Regions from separate parts of the Homo sapiens genome. Here region 1 is linked to region 2. Evidence: chromatin contacts called from ENCODE Hi-C or POLR2A ChIA-PET data. All regions are on one chromosome and are shown on one strand. Each heading gives the region's core, a stretch centred on a gene start or an enhancer-like site at or near the end of the contact. The rest is flanking DNA. Distances are from core to core; before and after follow the strand shown. Region 1 holds the start of MAP2K5-DT (MAP2K5 divergent transcript). Region 2 holds the start of DENND4A (DENN domain containing 4A).

The links. A loop is a pair of places that touch in the nucleus more often than their neighbours do. ChIA-PET counts read pairs that join two places held with the same protein, here RNA polymerase II (POLR2A). Pooled maps may share reads with other maps.
Region 1: a loop to region 2 is called in a map with no recorded cell type, with 4 times the contacts of the local background. The contact joins the promoter of MAP2K5-DT here to the promoter of DENND4A in region 2. A Hi-C loop is called at or near these places in 1 of 37 single-sample maps with no recorded cell type and 4 of 50 pooled maps. POLR2A ChIA-PET finds 5 or more read pairs at or near these places in 1 of 52 experiments (activated T-cell).

What each region holds. Positions count from the first base shown.
Region 1 is chr15:67,541,045-67,544,213 of GRCh38, reverse strand. MAP2K5-DT (MAP2K5 divergent transcript) reads left to right here and starts at 1,584. Exons shown (of 1, transcript NR_186334.1): 1 at 1,584-3,146. MAP2K5 (mitogen-activated protein kinase kinase 5) reads right to left here and starts at 1,511. Exons shown (of 22, transcript NM_145160.3): 1 at 744-1,511. The coding sequence starts at 878. RefSeq lists a silencer at 1,376-1,495 and enhancers at 2,369-2,418, 2,071-2,571.
Region 2 is chr15:65,790,833-65,794,102 of GRCh38, reverse strand. It overlaps DENND4A (DENN domain containing 4A), which reads left to right and starts at 1,810. Exons shown (of 33, transcript NM_001320835.1): 1 at 1,810-2,093. It overlaps LOC105370866 (a long non-coding RNA gene), which reads right to left and starts at 1,630. Exons shown (of 3, transcript XR_932372.2): 1 at 1,331-1,630. RefSeq lists enhancers at 1,114-1,733, 957-1,922 and a silencer at 1,924-2,253.

The DNA of each region.
Region 1 (3,169 bases), core at 335-2,834, 1.8 Mb before region 2:
ATGATGCTTTAAGTTTGCTCAGGCTGGGCACAGTAACTCACACCTGTAATCTCAGCACTTTGGGAAGGCCGAGGCAAGCAAATCGCAGGAGTTCAAGACCAGCCTGGGCAACATGGCAATACCTCGTCTCTACAAGATACAAAAATTATCCAGGTGTGATGGCATGTGCCAGCTACTTGGGAGGCTGAGGTAGGAGAATCGCTTGAGCCCAGGAGGCAGAGGCTGCAGTGAGCCGAGATCGTGCCACAGCACTGCAGCCTGAGCGACAGAGTGAGGCCCTGTCTCAAAATAAATTAATGAAACAGTGTGCTCAAACATGGTAAGTTAAAGTTGTCCTTTTTCCCTTTCTCAGCTGGTCACCAAGTTCAGAGAACTCAGTAGAAAAACAAGGCTGGAATCTGTCCAAGGACATTCCCCGAAACACTTGGGGGGAAAAAACCTCTCTTCTAGATTCAGCAGTTTGCATTTGCGTGGTTGTGTCTATATGTGTGTCCCAGCCCGGGCCATGAGCTCTCTGAGGGCAGGGGTTCAGTCAGATTGATCTATCTCCCCAGGGTCCTAGACATTTGCCAGGTTTTAGTGGTTGCAATTTATCAATGCTGTGCCTGAAGCAATAAAACTGCCTCCACAGGAAGCCAGCAGTAGCCATTGCCACTGGCTCAGGTCACCAGTGGTCAAGGTGCTGACTACTCAAGTCCCTGAGTCCCCCTTGCTGGCATCCGGACACTGAGATTACCACTCACCAGCACATCCCTGAAGAGTAACTGCGGCCCGGAGTGCACTGTCCAGTCCACCGCGCCACTATTTGGGATCTTGATGCGAATTACCAGCACCTGGTTCTCCATGGCAGGAAAGGGGCCAAGGGCTAGCCACAGCATTACAGGTTAAAGAGGCTCACATCCTGGGGTATGGGAAACCCACTGGCCGCTGGTTAGGAGGGGGCTCCAAGAGGTGACAAGGGGAGTGACGGGCAGAGGACAGAGGGTGAAAACAAGGGAATGGAGGATGAGGGGGAGGGAAGAGGGGAGGGGTGATCAGGAACGCACCCGCAGGCACCGAGCCTGCCCAGGCTGTCGGGGGTCTGAGGTGTCTCCCGGGGAGGGTGCACCGGGAAGCGGGCAAAGGCCCGCAGGAACTAGCGGAGGTCGGAAGGTTCTGGAGTTGAGCGAACGCTATGGTGAAGGTCTCTGCCGCCGTGTGGGTATGAGGAGGCAGCAGGGCAAGGACTCGGTTTGGGGGAGATACAGCGGCAGGTGTCCACCGCTCGTCAGTGGACTAGGAGAGGGTCCTCGACTGGAGGGGACTCAGTCCGGGGCTATTAAGAAAGAGCCCCAGGGCCGCCACACCACGGAGAGTCCCCGCGGGAGGTTCAAGGGGCGAGTCTTCTGCCCCACCCGGAGACACAGGGCGCGGCGCGCGCAGGCTGAGCTCCGGCCACCCGAGGCCGCGCGGACTGGCGGCGGCTGCGGCGGCGGCGACGGCGGTAGCGGCGAGAGGAGGAGGAGGAAGGCGGCGGCGACACTGTTACTCCGGAACCAAAACGCGCGGCGCCGGAACCCCGGGAGCCGACGAGCGGGACCCGCCTCCCGCGGCGCCATGTTGGAAAAGGGCAGCAGCTCCCGGGAGGATGCGCCCCCGGCGTGGGAAGCCGAGGAACCGGCGCGCGGCGCGCGGCGCGTGGCGCGTGGCGAGTCGGGGAGAGACTGGTCTTGCTCGCTCAGGAGACCCTCATCGCCCACAGAGCGCCCGCGGCGACCCGGTCACGGCCCTTCCATTTCCTGACCCTGCTTAATGACAGCGAGGTGAAAACATCTACCAAACGAAGGGTAAAAGGCTGGAGTCCGCCAAAAGCCAATTTAAGGCTTAACATTGCAGACCGTTTGTCTTTACAAAAGCTTCAAAGACGGGGCTGCAGCTCCCGGTTATCCCCACTTTGTCAAGCCATGAATCTGAATGTTCGTGGGGTTGTGTGCATCGAATCAGCAAGAGCAAGGCAAGAATTCAAGAAATAGTTCTTTTTTATCCCCCCTTCCAAGTCACAGGTTCAGAGGATCATCATCTTTCTCCCACATTAGCAAAACATATTTGCATTTTTCAGTGAAGTTCTTTACCGCACGAGTGCCCTAAAATAGCAAACAGTTCCCTGTTCAAAAGCAATAGTAAAGAAATTCGCCGAAGAGTTTAATTGCCTGGGGACAGCTGCAGTAGTCGCATCATCGTCTCTTATTAAACTGTTGCAGAAATATTCGGTCTAGTCCATGTATTTTCAACTAAATAGCACTGCTTACGCAGTTGGTGATATGGTGATATCACGGAAGTAGCAATAAACCTTGGTTATCTTTTTTTTTTTTTTTTTTGAGACGGAGTCTCGCTCCGTCGCCCAGGCTGGAGTGCAACGGCGCGACCTCTACTCACCACAACCTCAGCCTCCCGGATTCAAGCGATTCTCCTGCCTCAGCACTACCACCCCCACCAGCCCCCAACCCCTGCCGAGTAACTGGGACTACAGGCGTGCGCCATCCGTGCCCGCTCATTTTTGTATTTTCAGTAGAGACTGGGTTTCACTATGTTGGCCAGGCTGGTCTCAAACTCCTGACCTCGTGATCCGCCCACCTCAGCCTCCCAAAGTGCTGGGGGGATTACAGGTGTGAGCCACCGCGCCCGGCCAACCTTGGTTATCTTCAAATGCCTTGTTACCTCAGATTTTAAAGTGCATAAGGTTGTAGAACGATGGTGCCTCTACAGAAGTTTCTTTACAAATTGTAATGTGTAGGTTCGTCCTTTATTTCTTTCTTATGAAGGTGCACGAATTGGCTTTACTTTCTGGGGTTGAATTTTGTATAAACTCGGTTGAGGAGGCTTGTCAGTTTCCCTTCTAACAGTAAGGTGCTTGATTAATGTGAGAGAAAAAAATTAATGTTGGTCATTTTCAGTTACAATACCAAAATTTTTTCTGCATACTTTACTCTGAGTTACTTTTATATTTAATTTGAAAGGCCATTGTAGGAGATAAATTATCACATTTTAAGTTACTGTAAATCAATAGCTTAGGTAGAAATTCATTTAGTCAGATCCTTCAGATATTCTAGGAATTTCCCCTTTTCACCTGCACTTCACTTCTGTGAAAAATAAACCGTTCATCAAAAGTCCTCATGTACTTTTATTAAAA
Region 2 (3,270 bases), core at 561-3,060:
GGAATTGACCTGATACGTCTAGCAACACTTAAAACTAATGAAAGGCTAAATCTGTGTCCAATGGGTAAAGAATTGGGAGGGTTCCCAACTGGACTTTAAAAAAAGCTTTTTAAGGTAGGGCACAATGGCTCATGCCTGTAAACCCAGCACTATGGGAGGCTGAGGTGGGTGGATCACTTGACCCCAGGAATTCAAGACCGGCCTTAGGCAACATAGTGAGACATAGTCTCTACAAAAAACAGAAAAATTTGCTGGGTGTGGTGGTGGGCACCTGCAGTCCCAGCTACTCCAGAGGCTGAGGTGGGAGGATCAATTGAGCCTGGGAGGGAGGCTGTAGTAAGCCGTGATCAGGCCACTGCACTCCAGCCTGGGCAACATAGCAAGACTCTGTGTCAAAAACAAGTCTTTTTTTACAGCTTTAACTGACATACAGAGGACTACATATATTTAAAGTATGCAACTCGATTGTTTTGTTTTGTTTTAAAGCAAAATCTTGCTCTGTCACCCAGGCTGGAGTGCAGTGGCACAATCTCGGCTCACTGCAGCCTCCGGCTCTGGGGCTCAAGCGATCCTCCCACCTCAGCCTCTCAAGTAGCTGGGACCACAGGCGCACGCCACCACGCCCGGCTAATTTTTTGTATTTTTGGTGGAGACAGGGTTCTCGCCATTTTGCCAGGCTAGTCTTGAACTTCTGAGCTCAAGCTGACCCTCTTGCCTCGGCCTCCCTAAGCGTTGGGATTACAGGCATGAGCAAAGGCGCCTGGCCTCAGTTATTTTTCTAACCTTTATAGCATGTTTCCCCTTAAAATGTGCTTAAGTACTTTTTTATTGTCCCTCTTCTCCCACTAAACTGCAGTTTCCTGAAGGCAAAGGTTTTCTGTTTCCCTCACCACTGTGCACCCTCTGTATGGATGTTTGTTGACTGAATGAATGAATACAATGAAAGAACTGGAGGTAGGAAATAAAGTTGTAAACTTGGTTAGTAAAAGGCTATGCAATTTAGGAAAAGTTGACTTTAAAGCAGAGGGATTTTGGGGGTCCTGTTTCTTCTTTCATTTGTCCATGGAATAATGTCTAACATTTATTGAGTACTTTCAAGCACTATACTAAGTACTTCACAGGTACTATAGAATTTAACTCCCGAGCAACCCCATGGGGGTAATCAAGCTTTATTAACCTCATCTGTCAACAGCCATCAATGGTGGAGAGCCACAGTCAGGTTTAAGTAGGCCGTATCCAATTAATCCAAAGTAATCGACACCCCGTCAGTCAACAATAGCTGTTTCATCAACGTACTTTTCGGAGAAACCCCCTGAATTCCCCGCTTTACCTTTCTATCTTGGGACCGAAACCTACTCGGCGGTTGCTAACCCTTAAGGGAGTTTCCTGGAGAATGTGAGCACCCTTGGTGGAGGAGCAGCAGCTGCTCAGATCTAGCAAGTCTGAGACGAACCGAGCAAGGCAATCTCAGGACTCCCAGAGTGCCGGGGAGGAAGGAAGAAACAGGTCAGTTGGCGCGAACTGGATTCTTGTGCCTCTGGGTGACGAAAGGTGAAGGGATTGTACGCTTCGCCCACGCCAGCCTGGGGCTCGGGATCTCCTGACCCGACGGGGAACCACGGTGCGTTTCCCCAACTACACCGCACGTCACGGACTAAGGCGACTTAGTCCCGCCCACCTTCACCGCCCCATTATCAGTTTGGCGCTAGGACCCCACGACCCTCAACTCGGCCCTCTCCTCCCACTCGGGCCAGATCCGGCCTTCGATTGGTGCTCGCGGGCGTGATTCCCGCCCCCGCCCCTTCCGTCATTGCCAAGATGGCGCCGGTCGCGGTGGCCGCGGAGGCTAGAGTCGGAGAAAGAGGCGGAGGCAGTGGCGGCCGCGAGGGGAGGGGGAGTCCCGTCTGACTGAGACGGCAGGCCTGGGCGGGCGGGCGGGGGTGCCGCGAAGGGCGGAGCGCCGGGCTGGGGATGAGCTAAGCGGGCTCAGAGCGCCGCGGCATTCAGCCCCTCGTGTTCCGCTACCGCGCGTGCGGGATTCCGGCGCCGCTCTCCGAGCTCGATCCGCTGCTCGCACGGGAGCCAGCTGGGTGGTGAGTGCGGGGGCGGCGACCCGGGCAGCGGTGGCAGGTGGAGCTGTCACGGCCCGGAGAGGTGACAGCCGGGGGCGCGGGAGCGGGGCGGGTGGGTTCGGGGAGGAGGCACGGATGGCCGAGATCTCCGCCCGAGAGCTCCTGAGATCCGGGAGGTGCTCCGCGGCTCGGTCCGCCCCGGGATGGCGCGGCGGTGCTGAGAGTAGCACCCGCGCCTCTGCGTCGGACGCGTGGGGGGCTCCTGTGTTTTCATTCCAGATTTTCTATTCCAGGCTGGCCTGGGGCTGTTGTTATTTGGGAGTGGGGGCGGGGAGGGGGAGGTCCTGGATCTGGGATTTTGACAAGCCCGTTACGTAAGTCGGAGGTGGCTTCCCGGAATCCCACCTGCTCGGTATCTGAGACAGGCGGCGGGGGGAGCCCGGGGTGCCTGCAGGCCCACTTTTCCTCCCAGGGTCTGTTCAGCCTTCCCCGGCCCGCGGGCACGGGTTCTGCGTGAGCGCGGCCAGCGTCCAAGTTGACCAGTTTTTTTTCTAGTCTTTTTGGGGGGGTGTGTGGTGGGGGAAGGGAACTGTTCCTGGTTACCACCATTCCCTTTGAAGTTTATTGTTTTCTGGAGGTGGGGGGCAGGAAAAACAGTAAAAAGCTTGTGACCTAAAATTGGGTCGCAGCGACAGCTTTTCATTATCGTGCTTTTAAATGACAGATGTGCTGGAAGATTGTTGTTGTTGTTCCAATGTGCTTTTAATTCAAACGTATGGTTACGCCTAGAACCGTAGAGAGAGGTTTTTGTCTTATAGGACAGTTATTTCTTGTTTGCAACAGCAGGACAGGCATCAGTCAACAGGCATGTATTTATTTGAGGAGAAAACGCGTGTCAGCCAGCTAGAGACCCGTGAGGGCAGAAATTGTATTACTCTGTGAATATGTTATTCTTTAAAATGTATTATACGTTAATGAAAAGAATAGCCCGAATGTAAAAGAAGTCTTAGAAGATTACAAGCTGTTATTTGGTGTGTATATAGTCTCCTTCTATTTTCTGTTTACCCTAGTATACCTCTTCTCTCCTTGGGGGAGGAGGTGGAGACACCTGTAAACAGCGTAGCCCCGGTTACGCTAATCTATTGTAGTACATTTGGGATTATTTTAAGAAGTATTCTGGGGGACCTAAGATTGGGTA